Regions from separate parts of the Mus musculus genome. Here all the other regions are linked to region 2. Evidence: chromatin loops called from intact Hi-C (ENCODE). Cell type or tissue: heart. All regions are shown on one strand. Region 1 overlaps Ccdc6 (coiled-coil domain containing 6). Region 2 holds the start of Ccdc6 (coiled-coil domain containing 6). Region 3 overlaps Ank3 (ankyrin 3, epithelial). Region 4 overlaps Ccdc6 (coiled-coil domain containing 6). Region 5 overlaps Ank3 (ankyrin 3, epithelial).

Region 1 (5,000 bases), 70 kb before region 2:
GTCTCATTCCTTTTGTGTTCTTTGTGTGGTCGTGTGCACCAGGTGCATGTGGAAGTCAGAGGATGACCTCAGGTGTGGATCCTCCCTTCCCGTTTGCTACAAGGTCTCTTGTTCTCTTGGTCTCTTGCTAAGCAAGACGAACTGGCTTGAGCTTCTGGGGTTTCTCCTCTCTCTGCCCCCTGTCTTGCTTCAGGACCGCACAGGGATTGCAGAAACAGGCTAACGTGTCCAGCTTTAGGTGGGTGCCGGGGATCTGACCTCAGGTACATCATTCCTGCCCTGCTCTCTGAGCGGCCCCGGCAGTCAGTCGTAACTGTGAAGTCTATGTAAACACGGATCTGGTTTCCCTGCCCAGCGCCCAGCAGACACGCAGGCTTGGCTGACAACGTGGTTAGCAAGCAGGCTGCAGAGCGTGGAAGGTAGGAAGAAAGTCTACTCTCTCTGATGCTTTGGAAGTGCTATGGGCCACCCTGGAGGAGGAAGTCACTTATAGACACTTAGAAACCTGAGCGGAAGGTTTGGAAAACTGGGCCAATGATAAAAATGTTAGAAAACCAAACCGAGTCAGAATTATTTGGTCAGTAACTGGTGCACCCACGTTCCCTCCTGATTCTCATTCGGGTAAACGTTAGGAAAGGACCAACAGCCTTTCACCTATGAAGTGACCGTTTCATACGACTATGCTCGGTAACTTAACAAAGCTGTATGTACATAAAGCATCCAACTGCATTCCAAAAAGGTAGGTTACCTGCGACAACTGTAGCTGGACCCTAGTTGAGACAATTAACAGGTAACTATGGTTGTGGCCACAGAATAACTTTATAATCAATTTATTACAACTGCTACCTCAGTCCTGTTATCCAAGCTGACAGACGATGGCGGGAGGATTTCTCCTAGATATATCAGCTATCTTTGCTTTGTCTGGTGTTTGTAATTCTACACATGAACAGTGTAGAACTGCATATGCAAACCAAAGCCGTACGGCACAGGGGTGCTGGGAGGCAAACACGAGATTCTGGGGCAGGGAACTGACAACCACCTTCAAAAGGAACTCGTGGTTACTGCACACAAAGCCCAGACAGGACTCCCCTGCCGTTCTTATGAACTCTGCGCCTCCCCCACCTTCCAGCTGCAAAGTGCCAAGTGATAAAAACGAGGCCTATGAGTGTCTGCACGGAGGTAACTTAAGGAATGTCTGCTTAACATAAAGTAACACTTTACTTCTGTGCCTGTAGAATACTCAAGTGTTGTAATCCGTGGGTATTTATTTAAAATACGGTCGGATTAAAAGCAAACAGTCACTTTTCTATTAAATTCACCCAACTGAGTCAGTAAACCCTAGAGATGAGCAACAGCTAACAGGTGAACAGCGGTACCAAGGTTAACTCTGACTTGGCCTTGAACTAACAAATGAAAACAATTTGTACTTGAGTGGGGGAGAAAAGCCAGGCAGAGAGAGGAAGCTGCTGCCGGAAAGATCAACAGACTTTTTCCTTTAACAAGTTAGGATGGGGGGCTGGAGAGATGGCTTAGAGGTTAGGAACTTTGACTGATCTCTTCCAGAGGTCCCACGTTCAATTCCCAGCAACCACACAGTGGCTCACAACCATCCGTAATGGGATCTGCTGCCCTCTTCTGGTGTGTCTGAAGACAGCAACAGTGTACTCATATACATAAAATTACTTAAATAAAAATAATAGTTAGTATGGTATGTGTTACCCAAGCTATTCAAACGCCCCAAAGCTATCCCTAGTTAACAGACAGGAGTCTTCCGTGCGCGCGTGTGTACACACACACACACACACACACACACACACCTCTTCTCAGCTTCCAGCTTATCCATCCTCTTCCACAGCCGATTCACCAGCGCCTCCTGCTCTTGCTCCAGTGTGTTTTCCAGGTCAATCTTCTCCCGTCTCAGCTAAGGGAGGGAAAGAACAGCTTTACTGAGAATGCACGCCAGGGCACCAGAGCATCCTAGACTGGCTCTCACGGAGAATGAAAAGAGGTGAGGAAAGCTGGCTAAACAGCTTCGGAAAGACCAGACTGGATCAAACTATTTCCTATAGGCAAGACAGCGAACCCAGGACCAATCACTTCCATAATCACACTTACCAGTGTCTCTCAAAAAGCCACTACAACTAAGTAGTTATGACCACAAACCTGCAGTCAACTATCTCTCTCTGGGTTCAAATCCCGGCTCCACCCAGGGTTAGCTGGAAGAACGGGAAGTTTACCGCTTGTAAAGTGGAGGGAGCCGTGCCATGTGGCTGACGGAGTTTAAGTGCCTTATCTCAGGCATCATTAAGTGGCTCTTAGAATGCTGTGCACAACACTTGTCACTGTGTCCAGCTTTATCCTGTTCCAACCATCTAAGACATACCTCTCCAGGCCTCTGTTCCCCACCCCATCCCCCAGTAATGTCAGTATCTTGCTTGTGATAGCATGCTATAACTTTGTGAGATGCTATTTCCTTCACTATTTATTAGCAAAATACCTTATTACAAATTAAGGGGCTTTATGATGGCATCTTCACACGTGCAAGTGATATGCTTTGACTGTATACATCCCCACCCCACCCTACCCCATCCTTCACCTCTCCTCTGTTTGTTCACTAATGAATCCTAAGTGTCTAGATTCAGGAACAAGCCAACTAGCGAGGCCCATAAAGGAAACAGGAAGCATGCCACTGGCAAAGTGGGATGTGACATTCCCTGAAGAGCAAGCTCAGTCACAAGAAACAGGAGGTGGCTGAGTCAGAATACTTCAGAAATACTTGGTGCCACAGCCGGGAGCTTCGTGAGGTCCAGGGTGTCTTCTCTGCCTGGGAAGACTGGCTTGCCAGTCCTGAGGGAAGGAGGGAGGGAGTGTCCACCAGAGGGAGTACCTGTCATCTGCTCCCAGGCAGGTATCAAAAATAGAAAAACACTGGTCTCCCTGTAACTCTCTCCTCCCTCACATCCGTCTCGGTTTGTATGTTCTGTCTTGTTTTAAATTTAGGGACTCCCTGTCACCCAGTGCCAAATATCTAAGTGTCAGGCGAAGCCACCACACCCCCACAGCCCCACCGCCACCTCAGGTTACTCTGCAGCCCGCAGGGCCCATGGGTACAGCAGATGAGCAGAGTTCATTTGTAAAGCTGCTTTCTAATGAAGCCTTTCAGGGACGTGCCCCAGTCCTCACTGGTGCCTACCAACTCTCTCTCTCATTTTGGGTTAATTAACATCAGACTGAGAGTCCTAGTACACACTCCAATTAAGCCTGGAACTTCCTTAGACATCCTTGGTGGATGGACAGTAGTGTACCCCTGGGACATCAGATCCGCAGCTGGTCAGGGCTGTGTCTAGAGGTACAGGAAGGGCAGCGGGGACCCAGCTCCACGGTGCCTCCCCGACCCCCCGTCCGTCCGTCCGTCCGTCCGTCCGTCCACTTGCCCCATTAGAGCAGACGGAGCACACCTGCCAGCCCAGCACTCAGAGGCTGAGCAGCAGACCCAGTGCATGAAGCCCAAACAAGTATGGTAATAAAATAGAGGAGTCTGATGATGGAGAGGGGACAGGAAAATCAGTGACACTGCCCTTCACAACAGGCTCAGCTATGAGACTCTGGAAAGTTGTTCCAGTGCCCTTGGCAAAGGTTATCCTAAGCCCAATTTCATCAGGACCACTAAGAGAAAAGACATTTTGAACTCCAGAGATCAGACCCTTCCAGTAACTCGTGGCAAGAAGCTATCCACACATAACAAAAGAAGCTGACAGGAAGGCGTCCCTACAGGATTTGTTACAAAGGAGCTTCTCTCAAAGCCACCTGGGGGCCAGCAGGATGGCTCAGTGGACAAAGGTGCTTGCAGCCAAGCAAGCCAACCCAGGTTCCCTCCTCAGGACTCAAATGTCATGGGAGAACTTACGTGCAGGATTTTTGTTGTGATCTACACACACACAGACGCACACACGCCATGGCACAGGCCAGCTCCCCACAAATTAAAAAAAAAAATCATAATTTCTTTAAAAAGAGATGGAGAGGTGGCTCAGCAGTTAAGAGCACTGACTGCTCTTCCAGAGCTCCCGAGTTCAATTCCCAGCGACCACATGGTGGCTCACAGCCATCTGTAATGGGATCTGATGCCCTCTTCTGGTGTGTCTGAGGACAGTGACCCTGTACTCATATATATAAAATAAATAAAATCTTAAAAAAAAAATCTTAAAGAAAAAAAAAAAAGCATGAGTGAGGACTAGAATCTGTATCCCTACTATTCACATAGCATGGCGGTCTGTTTCCCCGAAATCCCAATGCTTAGGCAGTAAGTGTGGAGGTCCCTGCAGCAAGCTGGTTAGCCAGACTAGCCAAATCAGCAGGCTCCAGATAGAGTGAGCTGGCCTGCCTCAGCAAACAGAGGAGAGAGTGACTGAAGATGACTCCTAATGTTAACCTTTGGCTTACACACACACACACACACACACACACACACACACACGCACACTCCTGAGATATAAGGTGTGCACAGACGTAAAGCCATCTGCCACAGCAGAGCAAGAACCCACCCATGCAAAGGACAAAGGAATCTAATCTCTTCAAATATAAACCCTCCATCAACCAAACTCTTAGCCAGGATTGTTTTCTTTCAGCTTACTGAGAAGACGACAAAGCCTAAACAAACAAGAGATTGGTTTCCATCCCCAAATTCCCTCAGAGTGGCTCCAGCTGAAGGTTGGGCTAGCTCAGTCCACTCCTACCACTATGCCCAGGTATCCGTGACGCTGATTAGCTACGGTAAATCAGAAGCACCTGGGAAAGAGAGTGCAGCATAAATGATCCCCGAAAACCAGGCACGAGCTGTGTGCACGTTACTGCTGGAGTCGGGTGGAGCCACTGTCCCTTCCCTCCCTTCCCTGGAAGCAAACCCAACCTTTGCATGCACTTCAGAATAAAATGGCTGGGAGGGCTCAGGAGGGCTCAGGAGAGCTGCCGACTGACCAACCGTGCAGAGGAGCCCTTGCTCT
Region 2 (5,000 bases):
TGCTCGGGCAAACAAGAGGCCAGAGAGGTGGTACCCCCTCCTCCTGTAAGTTCTGCTCCCTTCCGTGGTTCCAGCTCTGCAAGCGACCAACGCTGTCCTTTACGGCACATTTTAAATAGCGTTCCTGTGCATCAGATTTTAAATAAACAACAACCTCCAACTGTCCTGTCCCTCTGTTCTTCAACAGCAACTCTGCAGAGTCCTTTCTTAGCCCAGAAAAGGCTTACATGGTTACCTCCACAAACGGCTTTCCTTTACTATCAAAAGGCCAATCCAGTAACTTGCTGCCTGGAGATGTACTCGCATAGAACGGGACTGGTTAAGAGCAAGTAAGATGCTTTTCTGCAAGACCAACTGCTATTTAGGTTGCAAATCACACTGCCTCTCTAGTGGAGACTGAGACCGGCTAGCTACACAAACCAAGGCAGCCATATAGAAGCCACAGGGCACACACACACACACATATCACTTTTTCTTGGCACAAGGGCAGCTTAAATTTGTCCCGTTCTCGTCTCCAGGATATGATCCCTGACCCACCACCAAATCTCTTTTTCTCCACTGGAAGGGTTTCATCTAATCAGCTGTGTGCAAGCGGCTCTGGCAATTTATCCTCCTTGATTCCTTGACATTTTCTTTCCGTGCTGCTGGCTGGGAAACTGTTTTGATCTGAATAGGGTTGTCTGTGGGGGATTCTGCATGTTAATGATGTAGAGTTGGCAAGGATGGGAGGTGAGAGCACAACGCGTACTTTTTCTAGTTACGTTTCGCCTCATCACCGCTACGGGGGCCTTTCCACTCGGCTACACCAGGAGGCTGATCTCAGACTAATCTTACCCTCTTCCAGGGGAGCCTCGAGGGGCCAGGTAGAAACAGAACAGATGGCCTGTGTTCCCGTCAAGTACCTAGACTCACAGGCAAGTACTCCTAAGACTCTCGAACCAATGAAGGAGACGCACGTACATCCTTGCTCAGCCAGGCAGTCCCAGCGGCCACCCTCCATCCTGGTTTCAAGCTCCAACCCTGTCCCAGCCAGCGCCAGACGTTACACTCCCCACTACTCTGTACCCGCCCACCCTCCGGGCCCAAAAGGACAGTGATTCCGAACGGGGTGCTGGTGTAGCCTCAGTGCCCGCCCTTCCCTTTCCATCCTGGCCAGAAAACTCCACTTCCCGGATTCCGGGCCACTCTCTCCCTCCCCCAGCGCCGGCGATCCAGCAAAGCGCCGTCCTCCTGCCAACTGGGGACCCAGCCCAGTGGCACACCCCGTCTCCCCAACTAACCCCTGGACAGACCCCAGCTTCGTCCACTCACGGGGGCTCCGGAGAGGGTGTCCCTCTATTCGGAGCCTTCAGGCACCCTAGGGTTGAGAAAGTCCCACCCCGCCCCCCCCCCAGCCACGCCGCCAGCCTCTAGCCCTGGCTCGGAGGGACCTCCACCCTAGGCGACGAGGGGACGTTGGGGAGTCTCCCTAGGCACCTCCAACACCTCAAGGGAGGGAGGGCGCTCGTGGCCCCAAGGCCCGCTCTCTGTGCCCGCAGGCCCGCAACCCCGCACGGGGGCGCGCACTCGGGGGTCCCCCCTGGTCCGCGGGGTGCACTCACGATGGTCACGCTGGCTTTGCGCAGGTCGCGGTTCTCCTCCTGCAGCGCCTTGCACTTGAGTTTGTAGGTCTCCAGCTCTATCTTGAGCACCTTGTTCTCCTGCTGCAGCGAGGCCAGGCGGTTGGTGAGCTCCTCCAGGCGGAACGGCGAGATGACAATGCCCCCCGACTTCCCGCCGCCGCCCCCGCCGCTGCCGCCCGAGGTCGCCGAGCAGGACGACTGCATGGCTGCCGGGCCGCCGCCCGCCGCGTCCGTGTCGCTCTCGCTCGCGCTGTCCGCCATGGCTGGGCGAGTGGGCGCGGGGAGCCGGGCGCCGAGGGCCGGGCGCGCGGCGAGTGGGCGCGCGGCGAGTGGGCGCGGGGCCGGGCGCGCGGCGGCGGCGGGGGAGCTGGGGAGCGGGGGAGCTCAGAGCGCGGCGCGGGCGGGCGGCAGGGCGCAGACGCGCGGCGGCGGCGGCGGAGAAAGAGAGGGCGCTTCCCGCGGCCGCGCGAGCTGCTCCGCCAGGGAACAGAGACCCCGCCCGGACTCGGGCAGTACTGCAGCGCCGGGACTCTGGCGCGCTCCGCGGGGCCGTCCCCGCAAAGCCCCAGCCCCAGCGCTCTCCTAGCAGCTGCACACAGACGCTCGAGCCCCCGCCGCCTCCCCGCGCACGTGCTCCCGCCCCGGAGGGTCCCCTGCGTCCCCGGGCCCCAGCCCCCCAACACACACACATACACCGCCGCGCCGCGCCGCCTCTTCCGGAGAAAGGCGGACCCCACGCAGCGCCAGCCCCGCAGGTGCCGGGACACGTGGGAGGGGCAGCCGGGCTCCTTGGGCCACCCCACCCTCCCACCCCCGCTCAGCTGGAGCCTGGCACCTTGGATCGGCGCCGGCGCGCGTGGATCTCCCCCAGGGTGCCCCGTGCAGACCGCGCTTGGGGCTGGGAACAGAAAGTTGCACTGCAGTGGGTCGAAAAAGAAGAGTATCTGTGTGTCTGTCTGTGTGTCTGTGTATCTATTTCTCTCCCTCTCTGTGTGTCTGTCTGTGTTGTGGCATGTCGGCAGCCACAGGTTAGCCTAGCTTGCCACAAGGCCCCGGTGCGTCCAGTTGTTTGAACCAGGCGCCACCCACCTTTTTCTCTTTACCTCCTGCAAAGACTCTGCACCGGTCACGGGGATAGGATTAAGAAACCAAGATTTGTCTAGTTAAAGAAACGGGAGCTTTATTTAATTTTTTTTTTTTTTTAATCTCAGAAGGGTTGAAACAAACTTCAAGTACCAATTTTCCAAAGTAACTGCAGGCACAATGCTAAACAAATAACCACGATTAAGTGAGGGGAACTGTATAACCATTATTATCCGCTGCTCTCCAACTCCTACAAAACTCCAGGAGCTAAAAAATAAAACCGTAATTACTACTGTAGAGAGCCCAGCTTCAAAGAATCAGAAATTCAAATACTGTTAGGCCCCTCCCTCTTAGGAGAGCTTGCTTGTAGGAAACAGGCCTAGCAGGTGAGAAGGGTCTAAACACTTCACCTCCTGATACAAAACAGCTTTCGTTTCTGGGGGAAAAAATGGAAAGTGAAACTAACCAGGCGGGCTTTATTATCCAAGTTTAGTCGACGGAAGAACAAACTCATGGAAACAAAATGCAAAATAAAGGGGTGCGGGATGAAAAGTGTTTTCTGGCTGTCAACTGTTTTATAGTTTTATAAAGCGCTTAGCCATGACTACATGGCTTTCCTGGCTCATAACCTTGTCTTTAAACCAAATTGGATCCAGTGGTTAGACATGTTTCGTCCCCACTGCTAAATAGGAACTGGTCTCACCTCGGAATAACTCTTAACCTGCCAGGGGTGAAACCTTGACCTCAGGTTTACCAAGATGGCTGCCTCTAGTCAACAACCCAGACATGCTAACTTCGGTGAGCCCTCCCACCCCCCAAGACGTCTCCTAGGTAGGCTTGAGTTTAGAGCTAGGAACACAGTCGGTGAAGCAAAATGTAACAATAAAAGTTAAAAATCCAGGGGAGTGCAGGAGAGCCTTTGGCTTTGCTCTCCAGCAGCAGAGCACCAGTGTAAATAATCCTCTGCTGAGGGAGCCACTTTGTCACTGAAGTTTACTTGGCTCCTTGACTTTTGCCATGTTGGGTCTGGGACAGGAGACACTCGGCTCCTTCGGTTACAGGACGCTTCTGGAAAAGCAGCTCGCGGGGTGAGATGGATGGGGTAAGGGGAGCACTGCCCGGGACTGGGGTTTAACTGCATTCTTTCCGCTTTATTCAGGGCAGTCTGGGGTGGGCGTGGCTTCCATACTTCACAAGTTTCTATTGTTCTTTTCTCACCCCACCTCCAGATTGCGGGGTTTGGAGGGCTTACAGCCCTTGGAGCATTCTCTCGGGAGTGAGGGGTGGGGACTAGCTCTCTCCGGTTTATCCCTAAAACTTACTGCCTTGGGAAGCCGACCTGCAGGCTTCCAGTCGGCAGAGGGGTGGAGTTTGAAGTGCCTGGTTTTCTTAAAGGGCCCGTGTCAGGCTAAGCTTGAGAACATCTTGGTCTTCCTTAGGGGAACTACAGTTTTGGCATGGTATCTGTAGTTAATCATCGGCTTGAGAAGATATTAGGAGAAAATTCTCATCTTCTCAAGCTTCCCTGCTGATACAGATGAGAATAAATTGGAGGATTCTTCTCCCCCATCCTGGTTTTTATTGTTACTGCAGAACAGAAGCTTACCTAATTTTCTACTTCTTGTAGAACTGATTCCCCTCATAAACAGACGATTTGTCACGACGCTGGTTCTGTAATAGCATTACAATGGAAACACCAGATACAAAACAGATCGGATCATTGTAAAAAACTCCTCAGCGTTCCAGGGGAAATGAATCAGAAGGTAGGTGGAAGGCTGAGTCCCCTGCAGGAAGAAGGGGCAAGGGAAGATGAGCGCCTCCCGTTGCAGAAATAATGAAATCACCATCACCCTGAGCTTAAGTCACCAGGTTTATGGATAAAGGAAAGGGTGCCTTGCAGTTGAGGCTCGAGGGGACATCTAAATCTTTGTTTCTCAAATACAAACATGTTGTATTTTTATGTGCTGGGTACCCTTTAAACCTAATGTTCTCAGTGCAAACATAAAAATAGTGGTGTAAATCCTAGTATATTTTTGTTGCTTAATTGTAATGATTGTGTATGTATGTCTCTCTTTCTATATATATGTGTGTGTGTATGTATGTATATATGTATGTATACACACACACAACATACACAAATACACATATGTATGTATATACACACACGGTGATCACCATACACCACTGGAGTCTTAAACAGGCTTGAGGTGAACCAGATGTAGGCTGGCCAGAGGTGGAAAGTATCCCATGAAGCAGTGCATTCAAGAAAGATAGTTCACACCATTTAGCCTGTGT
Region 3 (5,000 bases), 220 kb after region 2:
ACCCAGAACCAAAGTGGTTAGACACATGGCTTTCCTGGATGGACGAGTCTGGACTGGTTCCCAGCAAGGTTCCCAGGTTGTAACTTCCTTGTAGGGAAAAGGTGAAGTGTGCATAAACTTCTTTACTTTATTTTAGAGTTCCAAATAATTTTTTAATTTCATTTTGAGTTTTGACTCAGTGTCTCATTATATAAAGCCCAGCTGGACTCAGCCATGTGCCTTCTGATTTTTTCTTTTATTTTAAAAGTTATTATTATTATTACTTCATATATTTACTATTTACTTATGTATAAGAGTATATTGTAGTTGTCTTCAGACACACTAGAAGAGGGCATTGGATCCCATTACAGATGGTTGTGAGTCACCAAGTGGTTGCTGGGAATTGAACTCAGGACCTCTGGAAGAGCAGTCAGTGCTCTTAACCACTGGAGCCATCTCTCCAGCCCTGAAGTTATTATTTTATGTGTATTGATGCTACATATATATCTGCCCACGAGGTGTACACACTGCTCTGTGGAAGTCAGATCCCTGGGAACTGGAGTCACAAATAGTTGTAACCTGCTGTGCGGGTGCTAGGAATTGAACCCGGGTCCCCTAAGAGAGCAGTCAGCATTCTTCACCACTGAGCCATGTCTCCAGCCCTCCTACTTTTTCCTTTGGATGGTCTGGACAGCAGGCATGTGCCATTGCCCTAGCTGATATCCTTTGTCTTACCTGTGGGGCTGTCTCTAAGTGTTTGTTCCACCACTAACCGGCCTGACCCCACTCTGACCAGTTGGTCCTTCATATTATCCTTGATTGACTTACTATGATGCAAGTGTGTGTTAAGGTTTCAAACCTGGGACAAGCAGCTAAGGTGCCTATTTAACAATCAAAGTGGACCTGGCCTCCAGGTTCTCCCAGCATCCTTCAGTCCCTACCTGTTTCAGGGTATGGCTGGCATACTCTGCCCTCTATCCTGAACTTTCCAGCCTAGGGGCTGGGCTGCCCTTACCCCAGAGGCTCTCCCCTGTATAATCCTCTCCCCCTCCCCCTCCCCCACCCCCTTTTGCTCCTTTTGTACCTTTGTCCTCCTGGCTATTATACTTGTTTTCCCTCTCTCCTTTCTCCTGTCCCACAGGTGGTCAGGGTCATGACCACTCAAGTCTCTACCAGACGAGTCTGCCTCTGTGTCTCTCTTATATCTATAATAAACTTTCTCCTCCACCATACCTAGGAGCGGTCATGTCCTTTCCTCTCCTTTTTATTTCTTTTATTTCACTCAAAGCACCCACTCTCTTCCTGCCTCTGGACAACTTTGTACAAGAAACACAGCCTTATAAAGCACCGCTGTCCGGATTTGTAAACTCAGAACATCAAACTCCTAAATCCGGAGAGGATGGGTTTGCTTCCGAGAGAGGTGTCCTGCCTTGTACCTGGGTTCCCAGGCATTTAGCCCGAGCCTTCTGAGACTCCGTTGTAAAGGACCAGAGTGTGTTCACTGAGCCCTTCCCATCCCTCTATGGGTTGAATTAAGGAGCTTACTTCAAATACAGCTGGGGAAAACACAAGCATCAAGTCTGTCTGCACAGTCAACCTTTGCCAAGGCCTGCTCAGACTTGTCCCCTGTGTGACAGGACATTCTCAGGACAAGCTCCAGAGAGTTTCCTTTCTTAAGACTCAAACACGCAGCAGCAGAGGGACAGTGGTGTCACAAGGCTTTTAATCCCAGCAGAGGCAGGTGGATCTCTGTGTTCGAGGCCAGCCTGGTCTACACAGTGAATTCCAGGAGAACCGGGATTATTCAGAGAGACCCTATCGCAAAAAAGCAAAAGCGAAAACCACACCAAACCAAAAGGCTCGAGCATGGGCTTACTCTAAGGACCCAGGATCTCAGGTGACTCAATGGCGTGCAGCTCATTTGCTCAAAGGTTTACTCTCATAAAAGAATTGGCGTTTAAACAAATTACCCACCCAACCGTTCTCTGTCCAACAGCTGAGACTGGGCCGCCTGTTTCAGCCGTCAGTAGGGACCCGTACAAAGACGGAGGTTCACCACACAAAGATACAGCAGGTGCCCCTGGGCAGGTCCCAGGAATGCTTTTCTTATCTTTTCTTTCTTTCCTTTTTGGCTATAATCCATCCCAGGGTAACTGACTACAATGTCCCTCTGTTGGGAAAACTTGAGTCATAGGAAAATGAAAGTTAAGCCACGTCCTGCTTTAGAGCCTTACTTTTTTTTTTTTTCTCCTATGGAAAAAGAGTGACTCATGGCCATTCAGAGGTCCCCTCCCTTCTCAGAAGGCAGAGGCTTCTGACACACTGGGCAGGCCAGCAGCTCCTAAAATACTTTTTTTGGTAGACGCTGTTGGGTTTCCAAAGACCAAGGCGCTGCCGGCTGTGTACTGAGTGCCAAGCTCCCTCCTCTCCACTGAATTTCAGGCCCCCCTGAGGCAGAGGCACAGAGGTTCTGAAGGCAAGGTCACAAGGCAGCGTTTGAGGGAAGCAGAAGCCTGCCAGGAAGGGTTGGCTGGAGTCAACCTATACCTCAAAATCACTAGTCAATCAACGTCTTCCCCGGGACTGGGCATTTTCGTTCTTTCTCTGAGTGCCTGGGCTTACTCTGAATGAAATGTCAACACTTTACTAGGGATTATTTATTTCAACCGTACTAAGGGTTATTTACTTTAACAATAGCAAGCATTGTCTTATTAAAAAACAAAACAACAACAAAGGTTAATATCATTTAAGCTCACAAATTCTTGGACAAATAGTATTATTATTTTTTAAGACAGGGTCTCACTATGTAGCTCTGGCTAGCCTGGGACTAGCCAGACCTGGCTGGCCTCAAACTCAGAGCTCTCCTGCTCTTGACATTATGCCCAGCTGTCTGTTTATATGCATGTATGTATAATGTATATATGTATGTATATGTGTGTATACATACATACACACACACATATACACATGCATGTATAAATGTATAATATATATGTACATACATACATATCATTCATACATATGTACATTATCATTATTTTTATCTGAAAGAAAGTCTCCTTCTGTAGATCAGGCTGATTTTGAACTCATAGTAATCCTCCTGACTCAGCCTTACAAGGGCTGGCAGTCATGTCTAGTTTGCTTCAAGATTCTATACGTCAGAAAGAAAACAACAAAACCCCTCTAACTGGAGGAATCATAACATTACCGCAGTGAGGTGAATGAAGCTGTTCAGGTCGGTCTTTTTTATAACCGTTTAATGTCAGGCTCTCTCTCAGGTAAGAGGAACCTGAGTGGGGCCCTGAAGAACCAGCCGTTTTGCACTGTCAGCTTTATTCCCACCAGCACAGGAGGCTTTGTCTACTCCCAAGGACATTTGGAAAGATTAACAAAGTACAGTGATTTAATGGGCATTCCGTCTTTGTCTCTGGAAGAGCAATCCCTCCACACGCGATGCATCATGTGCCGCTGGCAAGACCCTCGCTTGGGTTGGATGGCAGGACTACTCACCAGGGCTTTGGCATTGGGGCTAGCTTTCTTATCCAAAAGAACCTTGGCAACTTTGTAATGGCCGCAGTGGGCAGCCACATGGAGGGCAGTCAGGTAGTCGTTGGTGACGTCGTCCACGGGCACGTTGTGCTGGAGGAGGAGTTGGACGCAGTTTAAATGGTCTCCTTGTGTGGCCATGTGCAGTGGCGACAATCCATTCTGGAACACGGAAGGGGAAGAGGACTCATTGTTTTTGTTTTTTTGTTTTTTTTGTTTTTTTTTTTCTTTTTAGCTCAAATGAGGCAAATAACAGAACAAACAGGAACATGTTAAAAACTCTGATGCTTCATTTGGAAATACCTTACGATTTTAAAAGGCACTGACAATCCTTTTGAACGGCTCCTGCTTTAAAAAGAAAACTTTTCTTTCTTGTGTTAAAGAAAAAAAAATAGTCCAGGGTAGTTTCTTTCCCCAGTTTAAAACTTATATGGTTTGTACCAGGGGCCAGAAGTTACTATATTCCCAGTAGGATTTATCATTTAAAAATGCAAGAAAAAAAATAGTGAAAGCCAACTCCTAATCACTGGACTCTTGCTGTTTTTTTGCCCTTGCAGAACATTACCGAGCTTCAGAAACAAGACTACCCTGTGGCAGGGAAACCTTCATCCATTTCTAGAAGTCTGGCGCCCCCATGCGTCAGCAAGTAAAAGGAAGCCACTGACCCAGTGAAGAGTCCGCAGCTTAAATCATCCTGGCTTAATAATAGTCACGGGCAGCATGAAGATTGAAGATTTATTTCAAGATCTCAGAGAAGAAATGAATATAGGAGCCCTCAGGGTCCATCTCCAGCACTGAAGGGAAAATTGTGAAGAATGGCAGTCACCCCTCAGTGGTTGGATACGTGAATCAAGGCCAAGCAGGCTAACGTGAGTCCTTTCGAGCTTCTGTTACGTATGGAAGCAAAGTGGGAGAGCCCAGAGAGTCTCAGCAGGCTCATTTACCACAAGGGAGGTCTAAATTACCAATAGTATAATTTAGCACATTAAATAAGCCAAATAAGCCGTTTCCTCTATGATAACAACAAATTCTGTTTTCAAAAAATGTTGGGACGTGTGCCCAGGGGATCCAGGAACACCTGACTTTTCCAAGACCAGCTATCCCCCCTACATTTATTGTGGCATGAGAGGAAACATTCATAGACAAAGCAATGTGAAATCACTCAGCCATCTCACTACCACAAATGGCTACATATTTCAGATACCCATATTCCTTAAAGGCAAGAGATTTATGATAGTATTTTCCTATACTGCCTAGCGGAGTTATGCAGATAGAAAAGGGGATATAAGCGTAATAAATATTGAGATGAATTTAAACACTTGGGCAGCCATTGGGGAGTTGGAATGTTCCTGCCTCAAGCATTCTCCTCTATTATCCTGAACCAAAGGAGACACTAAAGGTGTCGCCAAGGGCTGGGGCATTTCCCATCTGACACTGCCCCACACAGATCCTCCCTCACTTCCACCAAATCCTCC
Region 4 (5,000 bases), 54 kb before region 2:
CCTGTGCCGTGAAACAGACTATAAACGTTAGGCCTGCCTGTCTATGAGCTAAAGGCAAGAGACACTTGAGCCGGTAAACTCTTTAATCTATTTGCATAAAGGTGTTTCTAAATAGATCTTCCGACACATTTTCAACTGCCACCATTTCATTACCTAGAAATGGCTCCTTCAATTTTTCTTTTCCTTAAAAAAAAAAAAAAAAGGTATTATTGCTTCTGCCCCAGGTAAATTAAAACAATAAAGAATGGAATCTAACTCGGAAAAACTTCTGGCCCAACAAGAATCATCTGTCAAGAGAATGTTAATCCGAGAGCGGAGAGGCTCTGGCTGACGGCAGGAAGTCGTATTTAGACAGATGTTCCGCTGCTGCCAATAACCGGGGAGGTATTTCCGCTAACAACTGCATGGTGAACAGGGAACAAAGGCTGTGATGGCTATGCATCTTAGGTTTCCCACAAAAGAGCTATGCCCTTAGGAAAACCGGACGGTAAAGTGATCGTCACCAGGACAAGGTCCCAGGTTGCACTAACCATTGGGAAACTACTGAGCTACCCTGAGCTGGAGTGTCTTGAACGGTCACTGTCCCCCAGGGAGAGAGCAGAAACAGTGGCCTGCTGTGGTTCCCTTCTGTCACCTCTCAGTGAAGGGCAAGTCAAAGCAGGGCAGGGAGTTTCTCTGCAGAGGAGACAGGACAGAAAATATGGTTCAAAGAGAGAAACCCAGGAATGGCCTACACCCCCACGGTGATGTGATGTGGGTTAAGAAGCTGGGAGGAGGGAGCAAGGGGGGAAGAGAGAGCAGGGGGGAAGAGAGAGCAGGGAGGGGGAAGAGAGAACAGGGAGGGAGAGGAGGGAGGAGGGAGGAGGGAAGAAGGAGGGAGAGGAGGGAGGAGGGAGGAAGGAGGGAGGACGGAGGGAGAGGAGGGAGGAGGGAGGAAGGAGGGAGAGGAGGGAGGAGGGAGGAAGGAGGGAGAGGAGGGAGGAAGGAGGATAGTTCAAGGAGTCTGAGTCCAGACGTCCAGTATACTTCCATGAGGTGTAATAAGACAGAAGCCTTGCAGGTCAGGGGGAAAGAAAGGCAGGGGTCCAGCTAAGGCCTCTGCCTTCCAAACCCTTTGCCCTGTTGTACACCAGCGGTTCTTAGCCTTCCTAATGCTGCAACCCTTTAATATAGCTCCTCACGCTGTGGTGACCACCCCCGGCCAAATCATAACATTATTTTCATTGCTACTTCATAACTGTAATTTTGGTACTGCTATGAATTATAATGTCATTACCTGAGATGCGGGGTATCTGGTACACAACCCCAAAGAGGCCAGGACCCTCAAGCTGCTCACCACTGGCATGAGCTGCCGCCTGCACCAAGTATCAGCCTTCTGGGACCGAACACCTACACAAGGACAGTGACCAGGACTCCCGAAGCGTTCTGGAGCTCACACAGTGGCCGTCTGAATGATGGCACTGCACTTTGTGAGCCCATTTGCCCTAAGCTCAGCTTCCGGATGAGTTAAACAACTCGGTATGTACCAAGGGCACCGTTAGGAGGGCACCAGATCAATACCAAGAACAAGACCTTGATGGTGTCAAAGTTCAATCACACAGCACGAGGCTCTTGGCAGTCAGGCCCTTGTGTCTATTAACTTTTTCTTTCTTTTTTCCTGCCCGTATATATTTAGATTCCAGCTTTGCCTGACTTTGTGCTCTTTCTACCCAGCTTCCTCTGCTCAACGTACTTGTGATGAGTTAGACCACAACTCATATATTCTCATCACGTCCAGCAGCCAACTCAACGAGTAAGCAGCCTTCATCCTTTACCAGTCAGGTCGGTCGTAGGCACCGCATTCTTCCTGGTTGGTGGTCCTTAGGAGTGGTAGACAACAGGACCTCCTCTCCAGGGCTGCAGTAAACACGCAGACAGACGCAGACACGTGTGACGCCCGAGGCAGGAACGTAGCTGCTGACATTGTCATCATCTTCGTTGTTGTCGTAGGGAAGCGAGATTTCCGGCTTATTTGGGAAATGCAAATCTTTTCCAAAGACGGCCCAGCAATTTCGCTTCTCTCTGAGCAGAGCGCAATAGGAAGTCAGGGCCTTTCCTGATTACTAATGGGTTCGGTACTTACTTGTGACCCGGCCAGTTTAGCTGTCTATCAACGAAAGCACCGTGGTCCAGTTCTGTGCCATTTCTCCTCCCAGCTGTCTGTCTGTCCCACTGTCCCACATCAGAGAGAAGCTATACCTGTCAGACACCTTGTCCCACTCTGTGGCTTTCCCTTGTGGCCCTCCTTACTTGATCTCCTGCAGTCTTGGACCCTCTTCTCTTGGCACATCTCTTATTGATGGTGTTGATTCCTGTAAGTCCTGCTGACAACACCCCTGGCCCTTCCTTACTGTCCCTTGACCAGATGTCTCCACTGAGCCAGGCCATCTGTCCAAAGGCCTGCTCTGTCCATCCAAAGTCTAGACATCTCCAACTCTGCTTCCGACCTTCTTTCTACATCAACCTACTCTGCCAGCTGCTTTCCCACTTTCGACAACGGGAACTGCTTTTCCAGCCACAGGGGCCTCCTGGGAGCCTCTTTGTTTAAAAGGTGTTCCTACTGCCAGCTAAAGCTCATCGACTTTCAGGTCAACTGTCAGCACACAAGAGTACAAGTCCAACTAGAAATAATGCTTCCCGCCCTCTCCGGAGTCCAGCAAGCTCTTGCCCTAGCTTTACCTAATGATTTTTCGTTTCCTTTAACCTTTACCCCCCCCCCCGCCCCGCCCCCCGAGATCTACTCTATCTTGTATCTGATATCGAAGGCAGCACACAGAGTCATCTGACCCACTCAGGGACGCACCGCATGTGTGAACACGCATGCGCACAGACATTCAGGGAAACCTGGCCATGTTGGGATTTTCATTTACGTTATGCATTGCCAGCATGCGTGTATGTATGTGTAATACGTGTTCAGTGCCTACAGAGGAGTGAGTTAGATCCCCTGGAATTGGAATTGTAGGCGCTTGCAAGCCATGATGTGGGTGCTGGAAATTGAACCTGCGTCCAGTGGAACTGCAGCCAGCGCTCTACGCCACAAGCCACCTCTCCGGCCACTCGGCAATGTTTTATTACTAAAGAACTTCATCATCTTCTCTAGTCCCAACACTGATCCCGTTCCGCTGAGAGCTCCTGGCATGCTATTTACAGGGGAATTAGGGTTTATACTTTGGCCGCTGGTGGGTCTGTGGCATTTCAAATGCAGTTTAAACAATCTGGCAGCTCCTTGCAGATGTTTTGTGAATGGAACATATTAAAAAACAAAAAAACAAAAAACAAAAAAAAAAAAACAGACCTTCGCTCCATGGAAGGAAATGAAAACCAGACAGAGGTAAGAGTCTGGTAATGAGGAATGGGAAGCAACTAGAAAAACAAATCTTCCAACTGTTTTGATAGCTATAATGTGAAAGCAATCTCTCCTTGGTCAGTATTATCTCTGAACACCACTGGGCACAAGGACCACGGGTCCAGCCAACTTAATCAAAGACATACATCAAGGCTGCTTCTCCTCCCCCACAGGAGGCGAAGCTGTCATCTGAACGGATGCCAAGGCATGCTTGACCTCGGTGACCCTGAAATTAACAAAACAGTTTCCTGTAGCGTCAGTCCATCGTGTGATTTAGCTGTCTGCACAAACCCAGTGAAAGGCATGGCCACCTCCGTGGAGCTGGCAGGAAGTGGCCTCAAATGCTGGTGTGCATCTTTGAAAAGGAGACAGGCTGGAGTCTCTGCTCAAGTCCAGGGCTTGGGGACAAACCATGCACAAGGGTTCTGTGGTGCTGGAAGAAGGCATAACCTCTCTGAGAGGGAGTGGAAGGCATGGGGTGAGCCCAACCTAACGCTTTCTTTTGTAAGTTGCATGGGTCATGGTGCTTTGTCTCAGTGACTGCTGCCTGGTCCCAGTCTGAAGCACTCTGCATCCATCTTCCCTGCGATGCCCATCTGAAGCACCTGCTGTCAATCTTCTGCAAGGAGCCCACACCCACCTAAGCACCGGGACAACCTCCTGGTCCCAACGGCTTCATACTCAGTTCTGCAGCCTTCATGTTTCTACAGATGCTAGGAAACTGCCTCACCCACTTTAATTCTAGAAGGTATTGTAACCTCGGGGACCAACTCAATAACAAAGATGACATGTCAGAGGCTGCAGAGATGGTGGCTCAGCAATTAAGGGCACCCGCTGCTCTTGCTGAGGATCTGAAAGCAGTTCCTAGTTCCTACCCGTGTTGGGTAGCTCACAGTCACCTGTAATTCTGGCTGGAAGGGGATCCAATGTAGTCTCCTGGCTTCTGCAAGGCACCGCACTCACCTGCACAAACCCACACTTAATACACACATATACAGACGTGATTAAAATATAGGATGCACTTACTAGCGTAAGACTATTTCGTCATTTCTATTCTAGCCAGAACGCCCACACTTCCCCTGGGCCAGATTCTACTTCAAATGCAGATCAAAGTTACAAGACCATAAACCTATTTGTTGTTTTAAGGTATACAACTTGAAAACTGGAACAGGTTCTTAAAAACTGAGGGTGTCATAGATTGAATATGCTTAGCCCAGGGAGTGGCACTATTTGGAGGTGTAGCCTTGTTGGAGTAGGTGTGTCACTGTGGGCATGGGCTTTAAGACCCTCATCCTAGCTGCCTGGAAGCTACTATTCTGCTAGCCACCTTCAGATGAAGATGTGGAACTCTCAGCTCCTCCTGCACCATGCCTGCCTGGATGCTGCCATGCTCCCGCCTTGATGATAATGGACTGAAGCTATGAACCTGTAAGCCAGCCCCAATGAAATGTTGTCCTTATAAGATGTGCCTTGGTCATGGTGTCTGTTCACTGCAGTAAAACCCTAACTAAGACAGAAGGATGTGTAGTATGTAGCATTCTTTATTACCCTCAATTATTCTCTGGTGAAAGATAGGGACCCAAAATTTTCTTTGACTTTTTGTAGTATCCTATTT
Region 5 (5,000 bases), 210 kb after region 2:
CCAGTCTTCATGTGCTGGAAACCCTCCCACCCGAACCCCCTCCCCCATCAGTGGTGTTGGGAATGGGGACCTGTAAGTGATGGTAAGGATGCAGGAGGGTTTGTCCCCCAAGAGGCTCTTACAGCTGAGATGGAGGGAGGGGGCTGTGGAGGGAGGGGGTTATGGAGAGAATGAGCTTTTGAGAAGACGAGTTTAGCTCCCTGCCACTCTTTGTCCTTCCACTGTCTGCCATGGGATGACACACAAGACCCTTTCAGGATGTGAACTCCTCGATCGTGGCCTTCCCAGCCTCCAGAACAGTGAGAAGTCTCCTGTTCCTTATCAATATGGTGTCAGAGCAGCCCACAAAGAATGAAGACACCGTGTACTGCCTGCAAGCTGCAATCTTTAATCTTCATGGGAATTGTTTTTTTTTTTTTTTCCTCATTGATTCCTGATGGTCTGTCTGACCCTCTGTAGTCGATAGCCAGACCCATCGCCCTGCAGATATTGAGAGAGATTATTGTTTTGGGTTTCCCTGACTTGCCTCACTCATTCCACCAAGAACACTTTCCCATAGCCTGCCTACGAAGATAGCACAAGGCAGTCAAAAGCTCAACTCAAGGGCCATGCCCTCAGGGAACTCGGCTGCTTCTTTTTGCCTCTCACTTTCCAACACCCAGCCACCACTTTGTCTTTGACCCCTTTAACCCCAGTACTGGACATTTAGTGACATTCTTTCCTTTACATAGTTGTCTCTTCTTGCCACAGTTTGAAGCTATCTAGGGCACAGGCTATCTCCTCATAGCGTGTTTCAAAGTGACAGGCACGCATCGATTAAAGGAAGAAAGGAGACTCTGCAGTCAGAATTAGATGCTCCAATGCTCTCGGAATATTCAGCCACCCTTCCCTCAGATGGTCCTGATATTCTGCTATAGACAGAGACTCCTGTTAATGAGTTGGACCTCGGAAGACTTGAGTGTCTGACCTGAGAAAGTGCTTCTGGGACTTTATCATCTACAAGAAAGTCAAGATTGCACTGTGATACGGACACGAACTTGACCATAGCGAGTGGAAGTGAAGAGTGGAAATGTCACCTCTAGACTCCTCCGACTCGCCAAGTCAGGGCAGAAGGAGGTTTTATAATCCTATTTTTAGTCTTGACCTATTGCCATGTAGAAACACCAGCTTACCCTGAGAAACGTTTGGCCCTCTGACCAAATGCTCCGACACACCCTTCAGGGACTTAGGCCTCTGTAGTTCAGAGGAGCACTGGACTTGGCCCAAGGCTACAGTGTAAGACATGAGGGCAAGAGACAGTTCACTACCTACCAATCCCTCCATAAAAGAGAAAGTTCACAAAGCAGCATAAAAAGAGGAAGCAGGATTAGTCAACATGCCTAACTCTAACAGTGTGGGTGGTAAAGATGAGAGAAGTCCTTACCAGGAATCGTCTTTGTTTTTTACATTTATAAAGGACTATTCAGCTGAGCCCAGGTGTGGCGTTGCACGTGTGTAAGTGCAGCATTTGGAAAGACAAGGCCTGCCTGGGCTACATGGTGAGACCCGTCTCAAAAACAAAAGGCATCAATGAAAGAGAGAGAAGAGAAGGAAACAAAAAAAAAAGAAAAAAAAAAAGAAAAAGACCATGTGTTAGTCACTTCCCGTCCCCAACCAGGAAAGGGTTTGCTATCCTCTCAGACGTGACAATCTGCTGTCTTCTAACGTATCCCACAAATTCTAGGCCCTAAGGAACCATTTAAAATGCTCTAGCATCTCTACAATGTGTGTCATGCCAGACAAGATACACATTATTCTTTATGGTTCTCAACTATCCCAAGACTAAGACCCTGTGATACTGTTACTCATGTTGTGACACCCCCCCCCCCCAAAAACCATAAAATTATTTTCACTGCTACTTCGTGGCTGTAATTTTGCTACTGTTAGGAATCATAATATAAATATCTCACGTGTAGGATATCTGATGTGCGACCACCAGGGGTCGCTATCCACAGATTGAGACTCACAGCTTTTAAAGCTTATCCTGGTTCCATCGGAGGGACAAATTATAGTCTAAGGTAAGAGAACCAAGATTATTTCAGAGACTCCGAGGAAATCCTTTCAATAAGAGGCAAGGAATTTATCTGGAGCTTCCTAAACTCTGTTTTCAGGAAAGCAAAAGTGTGCTTGGTTCCTATCTCTCCTCAAGGAAGATGTACTAATTTGATAAACCAACCAGGGAGAGCCAATTATAGAATAATCCTTTAAAGTGTTTTTATCTTCTCAAAAAATATTTTAATTATGTGTATGTGTGAGCGCAGGTGCCCACAAAGACCAGAAGCTGTTCTTAAATCTGTTGGATCTTGAGTTATGAGGGCTTTGAGCTTCCTGGTGTGGTTGCTGGGACCCAAACTCTGGCCTCTGTAAGAGCAGTATACTTTGAACCACTGAGGCATCTCTGCAGCCCAATCAAAGCATGATCTTACATCTTTACTGCCTCACACTCTAAAACAAAGTATTTGTTTTTATTTTATGTGTATCAGTGTCTCCCTGCATGTATGGGTACCATGTATGTGCCTTGTGTGCCCAGAGGGCAGAAAAGAGCATTGATCCCTGAAACTGGAGTTGTAGATGGTTGTTAGCTATTATGTGGGTCCTGGGAATTGAGCCCAGGTCCTCTGCAAGAGTACAAGATACTCCTGACTGCTACACCATCTCTCAAATCTCACTTCCCGAGATTCTTGCTGAAGACGATATCTGTCACGTGAACCTATGCGAGTCACACTACAAACAATTATCAAAAGCAATAGATGGTATTTAAAACCCTACTGATAGTCCCCCACCATGCCCCCACCCCACAGATACGTAAAGTAAGAAGTATGACCAGTTACTACAGGCTCAAGTGTTGCTTTCTAATTAGCCTCTCAATTCTGCCAGCAACCAAGCCAGGCTTCTTTCTAGCATAGCTTCCTGTCTCTGGAGGCAGATTAGGTAAAAAATAGATCTTAGCATCCCATTATCCCTTAGCATATGTACTTTTTAGCATCCCAGTCACCTAAAGTCGCGCATCATGTTTCTAGGAAGTGTATAAGGTACCAGCGATTTTGAAAAGGGGGTGAAGAAGAAGGGTGTGCATAGAGGGAGCAGCTGGGGTGTTAATGGCACCCTATGAAACTCTGTCTACTGGCATTCAGAATCTGAACTTGCACTTGCGGGGGTGAAAATGGTAGATGATGTATGTATTCCTTTTATTGAAAGAAAACCGTGCCCAACTGAAAACTACATTTCCCAGCATCTCTTGCGTCAAAAGTAGCCAATGAGAAAGATCAGAAGTGGGTGGGGCTTCTGGGGAAGATCTGCAGTCCTGTGACCTTCCTGTTACTTTAAAAGAGGCAGAAGTGAGCTTTGTGTTTACTCCCTTAGTGCTGGAAAGAATTCAGCTGTTGAAAGCACTGTGTGGAGGATTGTTCCCCTAGCAGATAAGCCAGTCTGTCACTGAGATAACTGGTCTTTGATAACAAGTCTCTGGCTTGCAGTGCTTCAGGGACATCGGGACATAAACACTGGCCCAAGCAATGTGCCGCGATACCGAAGATCAATGTCCCATTAGAAAAGTTGATGCTTAATTGACTGTGGCCCCAGGTCAATGGAACATAACAGAGTTATTATTTACTGGTCCTGCTCTCTGACTACTGAGCAGTGAGTTTGTAAATTTGGAAACATTCATTCTAAACTTTGATAGATGCAAAGCTGGATATTGACTACTTATTTTATCATTTTATTTTTATTTTTATTTTATTTTACTGAAGTAGGGTCTTGGGTCCCTTATGCTCCAGGAAGGGGATGGAGGATAAGGAAGAGTCCTGGGTAAGTGACTAGCCAAAGTTCTTCTATACATGTATAGAAACTTCACAGTTGTTGAAAACACAGGCCTGTACTTTTAGGACAGAGTCCATAAAGCTTCCTGCTGTCCCTAAAAGGTAAGAAAAAGGCAGGTCTTTCTTTGTTCTTAGGACTGGAGAGTTACTGGGGAAACTGACCTGAAGAAGCCACTCTAGCCTCCCCTCACCATCCTTCTCATGCCCCCCCCTCACCCGCCCCAGCTTCTTCCTTCCCTCTAAGGCCCCATCGTGTTTAGCTCTCCATTTATGGTCCTACCCGTATCTAATTCTCTCCTTCCCACCTTGGGTTCCAATCGCTCTTGTTCTCTAACCTCATTGGAGGGAATTATGGATTCCTGCTCAGCTCGCTCTCTTCTGTTTATCATGGATGACAGCACCACTACTAGTTATTCTGGTTATTCTGTATAATGTATGTATAATAAAATCACAGTAAAAAGCCATCCCTTCCAGTCAGGCATGGTGGAGCATGCCTTAAGTCCCGGTACTCTACAGAGTGAGTTCCAGGCCAGCTAGAGTGAGACACAGTGAGACCCTGCCTCCAAACAAGGGCAAGGAGGAGAAGGAGAAGGAGGAGGAGCGGCAGCGGCAGCAACAATAACAACAACAATAACAACAAAACAAAAACAAAACAAACAAACCAACCAAAGTCCCTTTCTTTTCAAGACTGAACCATCCCCCAAGCACATATACAGCCTACATTTTACTTATGCATAATTGATGGATACTGGACTGCCTCACTCTTTTGCTGTCGACTAATGGTTCTATGCCTTAATTTTTTTTCTTCTTATAAAGTTGTCGTTTGTTTTTGACTAAGAATCGAGTTGTGCGAGGAGAATTCTGAGTGGTTCTGATAAAACTCTAAGAAAACGAGAGAAGAGTCTTGTGACCTCAGTGTCTTCAGAAACAGAATTGTTCTTGGAAGGGGCTTTTGTGCCCCTCCCAGGTGTAGTAGATCAGAGTTAAGTCAGATTATTCATTAAAACTGTTTATTGTTATTTCTTTATATGTCACTATGGAAAAATGGGATTTTGCCATATGATGCTTATCCACCACAGGCAACTTATCCTTGTGATTGGAGACTTGACTCACGTGACTCTGAACCCTCAGAATGTAAATTGT

Evidence for each region. Hi-C counts contacts between places; a loop is a spot of excess contacts. Peaks named below come from ENCODE experiments on the same cell type or tissue, not always from the same donor. Only the 100,000 strongest peaks of a DNase experiment are listed, where the experiment ranks them.
Region 1: it touches region 2 in a loop (3-fold over the local background); 12 of 42 quality-filtered maps call a loop at or near these places.
Region 3: a loop joins it to region 2, with 2.7 times the contacts of the local background. A loop is called at or near these places in 5 of 42 quality-filtered maps.
Region 4: a loop joins it to region 2, with 2.3 times the contacts of the local background. A loop is called at or near these places in 12 of 42 quality-filtered maps.
Region 5: it touches region 2 in a loop (2.8-fold over the local background); 5 of 42 quality-filtered maps call a loop at or near these places.

The regions. Positions count from the first base shown.
Region 1 is chr10:70,163,923-70,168,922 of GRCm38, reverse strand. It overlaps Ccdc6 (coiled-coil domain containing 6), which reads right to left. Exons shown (of 9, transcript NM_001111121.1): 4 at 1,818-1,921. Among named protein-coding and RNA genes, the nearest start is that of Mrln, 38 kb to the left of the region's middle. In heart, CTCF peaks have their summits at 1,643 (motif pointing left) and 2,872 (motif pointing right); no DNase peak of the experiment used is centred here; H3K27ac peaks cover 1,797 bases.
Region 2 is chr10:70,094,183-70,099,182 of GRCm38, reverse strand. It overlaps Ccdc6 (coiled-coil domain containing 6), which reads right to left and starts at 2,062. Exons shown (of 9, transcript NM_001111121.1): 1 at 1,602-2,062. The coding sequence starts at 1,883. Gm51771 (a long non-coding RNA gene) reads left to right here. Exons shown (of 3, transcript XR_003948903.1): 3 at 4,333-5,000. In heart, CTCF peaks have their summits at 2,147 and 4,036; DNase peaks (open chromatin) are centred at 1,042, 1,612, 2,262 and 3,952; H3K4me3 peaks cover 4,687 bases; H3K27ac peaks cover 4,542 bases.
Region 3 is chr10:69,869,689-69,874,688 of GRCm38, reverse strand. It overlaps Ank3 (ankyrin 3, epithelial), which reads right to left. Exons shown (of 43, transcript NM_146005.3): 10 at 3,490-3,687. Among named protein-coding and RNA genes, the nearest start is that of Gm33416, 5.8 kb to the right of the region's middle. In heart, no CTCF peak of the experiment used is centred here; DNase peaks (open chromatin) are centred at 2,328, 3,508 and 4,158; H3K27ac peaks cover 1,012 bases.
Region 4 is chr10:70,147,924-70,152,923 of GRCm38, reverse strand. All of the region lies in intron 2 of Ccdc6 (coiled-coil domain containing 6), which reads right to left. Among named protein-coding and RNA genes, the nearest start is that of Gm51771, 40 kb to the right of the region's middle. In heart, no CTCF peak of the experiment used is centred here; DNase peaks (open chromatin) are centred at 493 and 2,423; H3K27ac peaks cover 2,299 bases.
Region 5 is chr10:69,886,960-69,891,959 of GRCm38, reverse strand. The region is part of intron 16 of Ank3 (ankyrin 3, epithelial); the gene reads right to left. Among named protein-coding and RNA genes, the nearest start is that of Gm33416, 23 kb to the right of the region's middle. In heart, CTCF peaks have their summits at 1,774, 1,974 (motif pointing right) and 3,375; a DNase peak (open chromatin) is centred at 3,329; H3K4me3 peaks cover 468 bases; H3K27ac peaks cover 1,285 bases.